Regions from separate parts of the Homo sapiens genome. Here region 2 is linked to region 1. The links are chromatin contacts, found by Hi-C or POLR2A ChIA-PET in ENCODE. All regions are on one chromosome and are shown on one strand. Each heading gives the region's core, a stretch centred on a gene start or an enhancer-like site at or near the end of the contact. The rest is flanking DNA. Distances are from core to core; before and after follow the strand shown. Region 1 overlaps LOC102723878 (a long non-coding RNA gene). Region 2 has its middle 10 kb from the start of MIR1237.

Region 1 (6,566 bases), core at 4,067-6,566:
GAGACAAAGAAAAGGTTGGAGGGGTCCTGGTGTTCCTGGCCTAGATCAGGCTTGGGCTGCAGCCATGAAGGTGCTGTGATCAGGGGCAGTGGAGGCTGCTGGCCCCAAAGGGACACACTCTACTGGGCGTGGTTGGGGTTTGGTGACACAGGCATTGAGAAGTGACAGCAGATAGTGCAAAGTGTGCATGGGTATAACTTCTGGAGAAGTTCAGGTAACATCTATGCGAAGGCACAGATTCTTGGTGTTAACGAGCATGCATATTGGCCTGCCATGTGATTATATTTGTATCATCAACTCGCACTCCTGGAGTTGGGAATCATGTCTTTTTACTTAACACAGGTAAGGAGCCCTGCTCAGGGTGGGAAACACAGATAATACTTAACACGTTTTGGGAAGGAGTAAAGAAGTGAAGGCCAGGCGTGGTAGCTCACGCCTGTAATCCCAGCACTTTGGGAGGCAGAGGTGAGCGGATCACCTGAGGTCCGGAGTTCGAGCCCAGCCTGACCAACATGGAGAAACCCCGTCTCTACTAAAAATACAAAATTAGCAGGGCGTGGTGGTGCATGCTTGTAATCCCAGCTACTCAGGAGGCTGAGGCAGGAGAATCGCTTGAACCTGGGAGGTGGAGATTGCAGTGAGCCGAGATTGTGCCATTGTCTGGGCAACAAGAGCAAAACTCCATCTCAAAACAAAACAACACAACAACAACAAAAAAACAAAGGCTTAGCTCACAGGTATGCACTAGAGAGGTTGAGCTAGTATGCTAGCTGTGTGATTATTCCTTCTGTCTTGCTGCTCTGCCATTTTAAACACGTCTTTACCTTATGATCCACTGTGGCTGCTTGAGTTCCAGCCATCACATTCATCGTCCAGCCTGCAGGAAGGAGGAAATGAAGAACAGAAGATAAAAGGCCCATGCCAGCTGTCTGTCAAGAAGCTTTTTCTGGAAGCTGTCATATATCCCTTCCACTTACATCTCACTGGACAGAACTTAGTCACATGGTCATACTAGCTGCAAAGGAAGCTGAGAAGTATCAACTTCATTCCAGGGTGCCATGTGTCTAAATTAAAAATTATGAGTTTTTTTAGTCAGGGAGAGAGAGAGAAAGGATATTGGGTGGACAGCAAGCAGTGTGGCCACACAGGGATCACCTCTGAGAAGAGGGACCTTTGAGGTTCCATGCTTCCCAGGAGATGCCCACTTCCCTGCCTTTCCTGTCAGCCATGGAAGGGCATGGTTAATACGAAGCTGGCCCAGATCCACGTGTGGTCCCCTCATCTCCCCAGTGACTTCTCTCCAAGCCTCTGTCCCCATTCCCTGCAACCTTGGTCACCAAAGTCACCCTGATTCCCAATTGTGGGTCCTCCAATCTCTTCCCTTTCAGCATCTACCAGACAATGTTCCCCGCTGGGATGCCCCTGCCCAGATCACTCTAACCTTCAGGGCCCCAAGTCAGTTTCACTGCTGAGGACAACAGCCCTCTTTCCTGGTTCCCTGTCCCTTTCCTGAATTAGTTTCTGCGGGAACTGAGCCACATGGTTCGGCTTCATCAAAGATAGATTTGCCAAATTGACATACAATTCACATATCATAAAATTCAGCCTGTAAAATTGTACAAAGGCTAGACATGGTGGCTCATGCCTGTAATCCCAGCACTTTGTGGGGGTGAAGGGGGATGCTTACTTGAGTCCAGGAGTTTGAGACCAGTCTGGGCAATATAATGAGACCTTGTCTCTTTTTTTTTTTTAAAGTGTACAAGTCGGTTGTTTTCAATATATTCACCGAGTTGTGCAACCATCACCACTAAGGCACAGGCGGATCTTTTTTTTTTTTTTTTTTGAGATGGAGTCTTGCTCTGGCACAATCTCGGCTCACTGCAAGCTCCGCGTCCCGGGTTCATGCCATTCTCCTGCCTCAGCCTCCTGAGTAGCTGGGACTACAGGCGCCCGCCACCATGCCCGGCTAATTTTTTGTATTTTTAGTAGAGACGGGGTTTCACCGTGTTAGCCAGGATGGTCTCGATCTCCTGACCTCGTGATCCGCCCGCCTTGGCCTCCCAAAGGCCTCCCGGCCTTTTTTTTTTTTTTTTTTTTTTGAGACAGGGTCTCCTTCTGTCACCCAGGCTGGAGTGCAGTGGCACGATCTCGGCTCACCACCAGCCTCTACCTCCTGGGTTCAAGTGATCTTCCTGCCTCAGTCTCCCTAGTAACTGGGACTACAGGCATGAACCACCATGCTCAGATAATTTTTGATTTTTTTTGGTAGAGACAAAGTCTCTCTGTGTTGCCTGGTCTGGTCTCAAACTCCTCTGCTCAAGTGATCCTCCTGCCTTGGCCTCCCAAAGTGCTGGGATTACAAGCATGAGACACTATGCCCGACCCTAAGACAGATCTTTAATCTCAGTGACTTCTCACCAAAAGAAGCTGCTTTTCTCCTCTGAGCATTGCAATTCTCATGTCATTATGAGTGGCCCAATCAGGTGTTCAGAGGTTCCACTTGCTCACCTGTGTCTCCTCACAGTCACATAGGTATCTTCCCTTCAGTGCCTCTTTGCTGAAAATCATCTCTGCACCAGGCACTGTGCGAGGCTCTGGGGATACAGCAGTGAATATGCCGTGCATGGGCCCTGCAGGCATCAGGTACCAGGTGGGAAGGGTGTTCCAGGGGTGGGAACAGCCACTGCTAAGGTCTGCAGGCCAGGAAGATGAGGGAGGTCTGGGCTGAGCAGTGGTGAGGATGGAGATGGGATATTGCCCGCAAGCTGTGGCTCGCGTGGTTTATCTTGGTGGAGAGCTGGGTGTTTCCAGTGTTTGGCTGGGGCAGCTTCCAGCTTTGGACACACTTCTATTTTTGTTTCCTCTTGGGCTCCTTCTACAGGGCTTATTCCCAAACGCTGGAGTGCTGGGTCAAAGGGCTCCGGAGGTTTTATTGGTCTCAGGAAATTCTGAGACCGTGCTGACTTGTACGCTTTTAGAGAGTGAATTTTATGACATGTGAATTGTATGCCAATTTGGCAAATCTATCTTTGATGAAGCTGACCAGTGTGGCCCAGTTCCCACATGGAACAATTCAGGGCAGGGACAGGGAGCCAGGTGTGAGGGCTGTTGCCTCTGAGCCACCTGTGACCTGTGCTGTGTTCTCTGCTGCAGTTGCCAACTAGAGTTGAGTTTTACCTTTTGGATTTATTTTTTGCCAGTTTAATGGATGTTTAATGGCACCTCGGAGCTGTCTTTAATGTGTGTGTCTTTAATTACGAGGGCAACTGGCAGCCATGGGGCTTGGCCCTGGATTTCCACCTTGTTTCCTAATTGGATGCTGGGCTCCAGCCTTGCTGTCCCACCCGACAGCAACAAGGAGTGGAGTGGAGCCGGGTGCAGTGGCTCGCGCCTGTAATCCCAGCACTTTGGGAGGCCGAGGCGGGTGGATCACCTGAGGTCGGGAGTTCGAGACCAGCCTGACCAACATGGAGAAACCCTGTCTCTACTAAAAATACAAAATTAGCCGGTCGTAGTGGCGCTTGCCTGTAATCCCAGCTATGTGGGAGGCTGAGGCAGGAGAATTGCTTGAACCCAGGAGGCAGAGGTTGCAGTGAGCTGAGATCGAGCCACTGCACTCCAGCCTGGGTAAGAGCAAGACTCTGTCTCCAAAAACACAAAACAAAACAAAACAAAACAAAACAAAATACAAAGGAATGGAGTGGAGGAGGTGGCGGGGAGCAGGGGGTGGAGGGTGGGGTGGGGTTGTGGGTAGAGTGGGGCTGGGAGACTGCGAGCTCTTAGCGCCAGAGGAGGACTGAGATTTCAGCCTCAGCTGCCCTACTTGCCCCCATTCCCTTCTGAGCTGCACTTTCCTGGCCTCTGAAATAAGAGTTCATTTGTTCAAAAACATAAAAAAAAAAAAAAACTGCCTTCAGTATCTTGGCTCTGCCACTTCCTGGCTGTGTGGCCTTAAGCAAGTGACTTAACCTCTCTGGGCATCAATTTTTTTCATTGTAAAGTGGGGATAACCAATAGATCCTGCATTTTTTTTTTTTTTTTTTTAGATGGAGTCTCTCTGTCGCCCAGGCTGGAGTGCAGTGGCGCAATCTCGGCTCACTGCAAGCTCCATCTCCCGGGTTCACGCCGTTCTCCTGCCTCAGCCTCCCGAGTAGCTGGGACTACAGGTGCCCGCCACCGTGCCCGGCTAATTTTTTTTTTTTTTTGTATTTTTAGTAGAGACGGGATTTCACCGTGGTCTTGATCTCCTGACCTTGTGATCTGCCCACCTCGGTCTCCCAAAGTGGTGGGATTACAGGTGTGAGCCATCGCGCCCGGCCAGCTCCTGTATTTTGCAGCTGAGGAGGGGATTAAGTGATTGAGATGTGGGAAGTGCTTAGAATGGAGCCCAGCAGAGATCAGTGGGCAGCGGACATCGGTGCTCTCATGGACCCAGTGGGCTCAGCACTGCGCTCTCTGCACTGCAGTCATGGGTGAGCCCATGATGGCTTCCACTTGACAGGGGAGCAGGCAAAGCAAGCACGCGAAGGTGCCGGGTGCATGGAGTGGAACCCTGCTGTGGGAGGAGGATGGGGGCTGCTTTACAAGAGAAAGGACTTTTCTTTTCTTTTGTTTTTTGAGACAGGGTCTCACTTTGTCACCCAGGCTGGAGTGCAGTGGTGTGATCACAGCTCACTGTAGCCTTGAACTCCTGGGCTCAAGTGATCCTTCTGCCTCAGCCTCCCTTGTTGCTGGGATGACAGGTGTGCTCCATCATGTGAGGCTAATTTTTGGATTTTTTTGTAGAGATGAGGTCTCACCATGTTGTCCAAGTTGGTCTTGAACCCCTGGGCTCAAGCAATCCTCTTGCCTCAGCCTCACAAAGTGCTGGGATTACAGGTGTGAGCTACCATGCCAGGTCATGAAAGGACTTTTCTGAGAAAGGGACATTTGAGAGACCAGTATGGGATAAGGGGAAAGGGTGTGTGTGTGTGTGCGTGTGTGTGTGTGAATGTGTGTGAGCATGTGTGAATGTGTGTAAGCATGTGTGAATGTGCATGCGTGTGAGCATGTGTGAATGTGTGTGTGTAGGGAGTTGGGGAGTGTGTGACTCAGACATGTTGAGCTCCAAGTTGAGTGGTCGGCGATGCAAAGGTGCCGAGTGGGGGAGAGCGATTGAGGAACCAGCGTGGCCAGAGTGGAGGAGAGGAGGAAGGATGAGGTCAGGGTGGTGAGGCGGCACCTCTCCACGGCCTTGAAGGTCATGGTGAGCTGCTGAGTCAACTCAGGGAGAAGCCACTGGAGAGCTTTAAGCCCGGCATGGCCGTGAGCCAGGCAGTTTCTGAATGACTCCTTCAGTGCTGGGTGGATGCCCCCTGGAGGAGGATTCGTGCCTGCACCCCAGCATGGCTTGGAGGCACAGGGTGAGGCACAGCAAGTGCCCCCCTGGAGCATGGGAGTGCCCGGGGAGAACAGGAAGGGAGAGCCGGCCTGGTGTCAGGTAGTGGGGGCTGGGCCGGGCCTCACTCTACAGTAGCGGGACCCCAGGCCGCGCAGGCTGCACTCTGAGTCACGGGGCACCTGGACGGGCACTGGGCAAATGGCCCTGGGCCCCACCCTTCCTGGCTCTGGCTTCCCACTGCCTCCTGCCACCTGGGTAGCTCTTTGGGACCACTCCCCTGGGCATTACTGCTAACTCCACCTCCACTATTTCACCCTCAAGTGGTGGGTGGGGAGACGACCCCTTCTCAGACACTTGGGTGGGAAGGAGGGGGACCCCGAAGATCTAGCAACAGAGGGTCAGCTGCCCAGAAGGCTTTGGAGGCTGTTTTTTGTTTTTTGAGACTGGGGCCCTGAATTATCTGCTTAGAGAGCTGGGCCCCAGCCAGGCCGCTGGGGTGCCAGGCGGAGCTCCGGGGCTGCCTGCAGCAGGGAGAAAGCCTCACTCTGACCTGGCTCTGGTTGGCTCAGGGCTCTTGCTGGATCTGGGCCCCCACCTGCCCTGGCCTCCTTGGCTTCCCCTTCCGCCCAAACCCCAGAGCCCTCCTGCTTCTGGCCTTTGAGACTGAACCAGAGCTAGCTAAAAAATTCGAACCCAGGCCGGGAGTGGTGGCTCACACCTGTAATCCCAGCACTTTGGGAGGCTGAAGCGGGTGGATCACCTGAGAGGTCAGGGGTTCCAGACCAGCCTGCAACGTGGTGAAACCCCCGTCTCTACTAAAAATACAAAAATTAGCCAGGTGTAGTGGCGCACGCCTGTAATCCCAGCTACTCCGGAGGCTGAGACAGGAGAATCGCTTGAACCTGGGAGGCGGAGGTTGCAGTGAGCTGAGATCGCGCCATTGCACTCCAACCTGGGTGACAAGAGTGAAACTCCATCTCAAAAACCAAAATAAAACAAAACAAAAAAACCCCCAAAATTAGAGCCTATAAGAGGACTGGGAGATGGAGTCCTTCCCAGCCCCGCCTGTGTGGATGGAGAAGCCGATTCCCTGGGGAGGAGACAGAGGCTGACTGTGCTGTCCCTCTGTCTGTCTGTCTTTCTCAGCTTCTTGCCCACCTCCGGGGTCCCCATGCTGGGCAGCAGT
Region 2 (6,566 bases), core at 2,507-5,006, 47 kb after region 1:
GCCTGCTGTTAACTATTAATAACTACTGTTAGAACTAAAGTTCTGGCCGGGCACAGCAGCTCGCGCCTGTAATCCCAGCACTTTAGGAAACCGAGGTGGGCGGATCATCTGAGGTCAGGAGTTCGAGACCAGCCTGGCCAACATGGTGAAACCCTGTCTCTACTAAAAATACAAAAAATAGCCAGGCATTTTGTAATCCCATGCATGTAATCCCAGCTCCTAGGGAGGCTGAGGCAAGAGAATCGCTTGAACCCGGCAGGCGGAGGTTGTGGTGAGCTGAGATGGTGCCACTGCACTCCAGCCTGGGCGACAGGGCGAGACTCCATCTCAAAGTTCTAGAGTCACTGTTTGACTCTAAGCAAGTTACTTCTCCCTAAGGTACTTTGGGAGTGTAAACAAAAATATTCCATATGAACGTAGAGATTGCAAACTGGCCTGTGCCTGGCCTATAGAAACTCATTTTTGGGGCCAGCACTTTTTTTTTTTTTTTTTGAGACAGTGTTTTATTCTGTCGCCTACCCTTGAGTGTAGTGGTGCAATCTCGGCTCACTACAGCCTCAACCTTCTGGGCCCAAGTGATCCTCCCACCTCAGCCACCCAAGTAGCTGGGATTACAGGCATGCGCCACCATGCCTGGCTAATTTTTGTATTTTTGTAGAGATGGGGTTTCGCCAAGTTGCCCAGGCAGGTCTTGAACTCCTGAGCTCAAGTGATCTGCTTCCCAAAGTGTTGGGACTGCACGCATTAGCCACCGCACCTGGCCTAAGCACACGCTGTAAAATGAGGAAAAGCATATGGAATCCTAGATGTGAGGCTTTTGCTGATGAGCTGGAAGGGCTGGCCCTGGGGCAGTCTTCCTGCATGGTCTAATCAGCTGGAGCAGAATCACGCTGCCGCCACAGACAGGGCCTCTGCTTTCCAGGTTGCCGCAGTCCCCACCACTCCCTGTGGTTACACCAGCTCTGTCCTGCATTCATCCCTCTGGCCCTCTAGGCATTTGAGTTTGTGACTCTGATATAAACAGTCTCCTTCCACGGTCACTGCTGCACAAAAATGGGCTTTGTGAAATGTCAAAGATACCCCTTAAATCTTTTATTTTTGGCCAGGTGCGGTGGCTCATCCCTGTAATTCCATCACTTGGGGAGGCCGAGGCGGGTAGATCACTTGAGGTCAGGAGTTCGAGACCAACCCAGCCATGGCAAAACCCCGTCTCTACTAAAAATATAAAAATTAGCCGGGTGTGGTGGCGCAGGCCTGTAATCCCAGCTACCTGGGAGGCTGAGGGAGGGGAGTCGCTTGAACCCGGGAGGTGGAGGTTGCAGTGAGCTGAGATGGCGCCACTGCACTCCAGCCTGGGCGACAGAGCGAGATTCCATCTCAAAAAAAAAAAAATCTTTTATTTTGTTTTAAAACTTAAATTTAGTTTCTATTTGTATTTGTGAAAGACGATAAATTTGGCCGAGTGGGGTGGCTCTCTCCTATAATCCCAGCACTGTGGGAGGCCAAGGAGGGAGAATCCCTTGAGCTCAGGAGTTCCAGACTAACCTGGACACCATAGTGAGATGAGAGCTTGTCTCAAAAAAAAAAAATATATATATATATAATTCATATGATTCAAAATTCAAAGGATCCATAAAAGTACATAGTGAAAAATGTTCTTCCACATGCTGACCCTCTGCCACGTACCTTCTGTTGTTGCCAGAGGAAGCTAATGTGTTCTTGTGTAGTTTTCCAGGAATATTTATGTGTAGTCGAACAACTATATAATAATATGCATGTATAAGTAAAAATTCATATTAATTAAATGTTAATTTTAGAAAAAATCAGTAAGAGGCTGGGCACGATGGCTCACGCCTGTAATCCCAGCACTTTGGGAGGCCGAGGTGGGCGGATCAAGAGGTCAGGAGATCGAGATCATCCTGGCAAACACGGTGAAACCCTGTCTCTACTAAAAATACAAAAAATTAGCTGGGTGTGGTGGCGGGCTCCTGTAGTCCCAGCTACTCAGGAGGTTGAGGCAGGAGAATGGCGTGAACCTGGGAGGCGGAGCTTGCAGTGAGCAGAGATTGCGCCACTGCACTCTAACCTGGGCAACAGAGCGAGACTCCGTCTCAAAAAAAAAAAAAAAGAAAAAATCAGTAAATGCAAAGGAGATTTCAAAAAATCACTCGTGGCATTACTCTCCATAGATAAACTGTGTTAGTTAATATTTTGATGCATTCAATTCTTTTTTTTTTTTTTTTTTTTTGAGACAGATTCTTGCTGTGACACCCAGGCTGGAGTACAGTGGCGGTATCTCAGCTCACTGCAACCTCCCACTCCTAAGTTCGAGTGATTCTCCTGTCTCAGCCTCCCAGGTAGCTGGGATTACAGGTGCGCAACATCCCACCAGGCTAATTTTTGTATTATTAGTAGAGACGGGGTTTTACCACGTTGGCCAGGCTGGTCTCGAACTCCTGACCTCAGGTGATCCACCCGTGTTGGCCTCCCAAAGTGCCACTTACAGGCATGAGCCACTTCGCCTGGTCTGATGCATTCACTTCTAAGTTTTTCTTTGTTTTTTTTCTTTTTGAGGCAGGGTCTCACTCTGTCACCCAGGCGGGAGTGCAGTGACATGATCATAGTTCATTGCAGCTTCAACCTCCTGGGCTGAAGCAATTCTCACACCTCATTTTTTGATTTTGTTGTTGTTTTTTGTAGAGATGGAGTCTCACTATGTTGTCCAGGCTGGTCTCGAACTCCTGGGCTCAAGCAAGCCTCCCACCTCGGACTCCCAAAGTTTTGGGATTACAGGTGTGAGCCACCATGCCCGGCCTAGAATTTTCTTTATTGATACAGATTTTTAGTTAAAATGGCATCAAAATGTAAATAGGTTATTATAGCCTGTCTAAAGTCAAAAATAGATTGTGAATATCTTTCTATGTCAATGACTATATTTTACAATTATTCTTTGTAGCTGTAGGGTGCTTCATTATATGGGTATGCAATGATTTATTTAGATTGTTTCTATTTTTGGCTACAGCTCCTTGCTATTTTAAACAGTGCTGCAGTGAACATCCTTGTACCTACGTCTTTGCTCACCTGTCCAAATATTTCCTTAGGATACGTTTCCTAGAAGTGAAGTTAATAGGCTAAAGGATGTGCCGCTGCATGCACGTTTTAAAGGTCTTTGATATATGTGATCACACTGCCCTTCAGAAAGATCCTATCATTTTATATGACTTGCAGCAGCACGAGCAAGATCCAGGAAGCACTGTCTCCTTTAAAATGAAATAGCAGGCCTCGCCAGCGGAGTGTGTCCTTGCCCTCATTTTTCTTGGCGGAGCTCCTGGAGGCTGATGCAGGAGCGGAGGCTCTCCCTTTCCTGCCCTGCAGTCGCCCGCTGGGCCCGTGATGGTGGTGGAGGGTGTTGTGGACCATGAGTAGGGGACGAGGGACAGAAGTGGTGGATCTGACCTTTGTCTCTGCGGGAATGGGCTGGGGACACAGTCTGCATGGGGGAGGGAGAGAGTGATTCCAGGGATGTGCTGAAGGGTCCCCAGGGAGTGGGCATGCTTGAGGGCAGGAGAGCTGGGCGTCGGGGAAGCTTTGCAGAACCATGAACTGAGCCGCCGAGTGGCTTCATACCAGGGCTCTTCTCCCAGCTGTGCAGTCGTGACCAAAACCACTTGGGCTTGAGTCTCCGTGGCCTCTAGAGTGAAGTGCGGATGGAACAACAGCCACTGGAATTGCCGACGGGTGCACGGCCAAACGCTTGGCAAAGTGCGTGGCGCGCTGGGATTCCCCCACAAAAGGCAGTTTACCAAAAAATTATTAAGAGAACCCAGGAAAATTGAGGCCAGTTCAGGCTTGCTCAGGAAGGGACCCATGTCCAGGAAAGAGAGAGCGATGCTCTTCCCTCGCTCCCGGTCCCCCTTCCCTGGGCCACCGGCCTTTCCCTTCCGGCATCAGCCAGAGCCAAGTGTTCTGAACACTACCCCCGCCCCCACGAAAAGTGAGGACCAGATGGCGCCCCACCCTCTGAATACCTCTCAGCACGGAGTGTGAATCGCCACCGACCTGGCGTGTGTCAGTAGCTGCCTGGGAGCGGCCAGGATGGGCGTGGGAGCACACTCTTGTGTATGTGAATGTGTGCGTATGTGAGTAAATAAGTGTGTCAGTGTGAGATTGTGTGTGAGCACCTGTGTGTCTATGTGAGCGTGTGAAGACGTGTGAGTGAATATGAGGATGCTAGGGAGCATGTGAGTGCGAACTCATGAGTGCACGAGTGTGTGGGTGTATGGGAGTGTGTATGTGAGCACGTGAGTGTGAGAATGTGGATGAGTGTGGGTGTGTGTAAGCACAAGTGTGTGGGTGTGTATGCAGGTGTGTGCTGTGAGGATTGTGTTTGCATGTGTAAGTGTGAATGTGTATGAATGTATGTGAACAAAGCCTGTGTGTTTTGTGTGATTTGAGTGTATGTGTGAACATGTGTGACAGTGTGGACATATAAGTGTGAGTGTGAACAAAGCCTGAGTATGTTGTGATTGTAAGCATGTGACAGTGTGTGTGCATGAGTGTGTGAATGTGTGTAAGAATGTGTCAGTGTGTGTCAGTGTATGTATGTGTGTAAATGTGTCAATGTGTTGAGTGTATGTATGTGTGTTAGTGTGTGTCAGTGTGGCTGTGTCAGTTTGAGTGTGAGTGCACATGTGTGAGCATGTGTGTGGGTGTGAGCGTGTGTGTGTGGGTGTGTGTGTGAGCATGTCAACGCGTGGGTGTGAGCGTGTGAGTGTGGGTGTGAGCGTGTGGACGTGTGTGGGTGTGAACGCGTGTGAGTGTGTGGGTTTGAACGTGTGTGTGGGTGTGAGCGTGTGAACGTGTGCGGGTGTGAGCGTGTGTGTGTATGTGGGTGTGAGTGTGTGAGCGTGAGTGTGAGAGTGTGTGTGAGTGTGTCGCTCTCTGAGGGAAGCACACAGCGCCGTGGTAGAAGCTCTGAAGTAAACACTTCGTTCTTCAGTTGATTCCCCTCCACGGGGACCCTGTTGCCTACTGGGACTGTATTGTAGCCGGGGGATGCGGGATTCAGACCCGGCCAGGAAGGCCTGACTCTCCGCACTGGGTGGGGCCGGCCTGGAGGCTGCAGAGGGGAGCCGCGGGCAGGCACGGGGCGGCCGCTGGCCGTGAAGTGATGTGCTGGTTGACGCTGTGGGCATGTAGGGGCTGTCAGGGGAGCGGTGACAGAACCAGGGCCAGGCGGGAACTGGAATCTCCAGGGATCTTGCTTTGCCTGTGAGTGGGGAAAGAAGGGCTGTGGGGAGAAGCACCGCAGGACTAGGCTGGGGGGACTGGAGCCCGGAGGTAACCCTGAGGCTGGCTTGTGACTTCATCTCCAGGGCAGACGCAGCCTGGGATGTGTGTGGGGAGTCCCTGGCCTGCTTGGAAAGGGAAGCCCTTCCTCCCCAAAGCTGAGCCTTCCCAGAAGGGGTGCTCCGGCTCTGCTGTGGGGAAGACTCTGCCCTCCGCAGCTGCCCTCAGATGTCACTGGGGGAGGGTATCCCTAATAACTGTTGTGTAAAGTGTAAGAAGCTCAGGGCACTGACTCAGGTGTGCAAGAAAAATCACTTTTTTTTTTTTTTTTGAGATGGAGTCTTACTCTGTTGCCTAGGCTGGAGTGCAGTGGCACAATCTCAGCTCACTGTAACCTCCGCCTCCTGGGTTCAAGTGATCCTCCTGCCTCAGCCTCTCAAGTAGCTGGAATTACAAGTGTGCACCACCACACCCAGCTAATTTTTGTATTTTTAGTAGAGACGAGCTTTCACTATGTTGGCCAGGCTGGTCTCAAACTCCTGACCTCAAGTGATCTGCCCGCTTCGGCCTCCCAAAGTGCTGGGATTGCAGGTGTAAGCCACCGCCTCCCACCACTTGTTTTTAACCACTCAGCAGTGTTTCTGACATCAAGACCTTGGCTGAACTGGCAGAGAAAAAGTAGCTTCCAATTTTCCTGGTGAACTTCCTACCCTGCTCAGGGTCCTGTCACAGCGGCAGAGACCTCTGAGGGACCAGAGCAGCAAGTAGGGGCCAGGAGGGCCCCCATCATGGGTGCACACAGGAACTTCTGACACGTCCACACTCCAGTCCTTAAAGCCCACAAGATCCTTCCATGGCGCGCTCAGGGCAGGAGACCCTGGGTGAGCCACTAGTGGGCCCCCTTTTGAGAGGCCCCAGCACGGTTCCTCCCTGGGGCCTAGGCTTTCTCTTGGCAGGCTGCTGTGAGTAGAGGCAGGAATCTCTGCTCTCAGGATGCCCAAGGCTGGCTCTCCTTTTTTCTCCAAGACAAAGGATTTTGGAGGACAAAAGTTAAGAAGACCCATCGGTGTTTTTTGTTTGTTTGTTTAGTTTTTTTGTTTTTTTTTTTTGTTTGTTTTTTACTGTGTCTCACTCTGTTGCCAGGCTGGAGTGCAGTGGCATGATCTCGGCTTACTGTGACCTCTGCCTCCCGGGTTCAAGCGATTCCCCTGCCTCAGCCTCCCGAATAGCTGGGACTACAGGTGCACACCACCATGTCGGGCTAACTTTTTGTATTT

What was found. Hi-C counts contacts between places; a loop is a spot of excess contacts on that map. ChIA-PET counts read pairs that join two places held with the same protein, here RNA polymerase II (POLR2A). Pooled maps may share reads with other maps.
Region 2: a loop to region 1 is called in a map with no recorded cell type, with 20 times the contacts of the local background. The contact joins two enhancer-like sites. A Hi-C loop is called at or near these places in 2 of 37 single-sample maps with no recorded cell type and 4 of 50 pooled maps. POLR2A ChIA-PET finds 5 or more read pairs at or near these places in 10 of 52 experiments (A673, AG04449, CD4-positive, alpha-beta T cell and 7 more).

What each region holds. Positions count from the first base shown.
Region 1 is chr11:64,326,660-64,333,225 of GRCh38, forward strand. LOC102723878 (a long non-coding RNA gene) reads right to left here. Exons shown (of 4, transcript NR_188518.1): 3 at 825-877. Among named protein-coding and RNA genes, the nearest start is that of CCDC88B, 10 kb to the right of the region's middle. RefSeq lists enhancers at 4,375-4,897, 5,163-5,212. Within about 2 kb of position 5,317, at least 19 of the 41 ENCODE cell types and tissues checked have a DNase peak (open chromatin) inside an H3K27ac peak, as active enhancers do.
Region 2 is chr11:64,375,362-64,381,927 of GRCh38, forward strand. No RefSeq gene overlaps it. Among named protein-coding and RNA genes, the nearest start is that of MIR1237, 10 kb to the left of the region's middle. RefSeq lists an enhancer at 3,834-4,451. Within about 2 kb of position 3,757, at least 3 of the 41 ENCODE cell types and tissues checked have a DNase peak (open chromatin) inside an H3K27ac peak, as active enhancers do.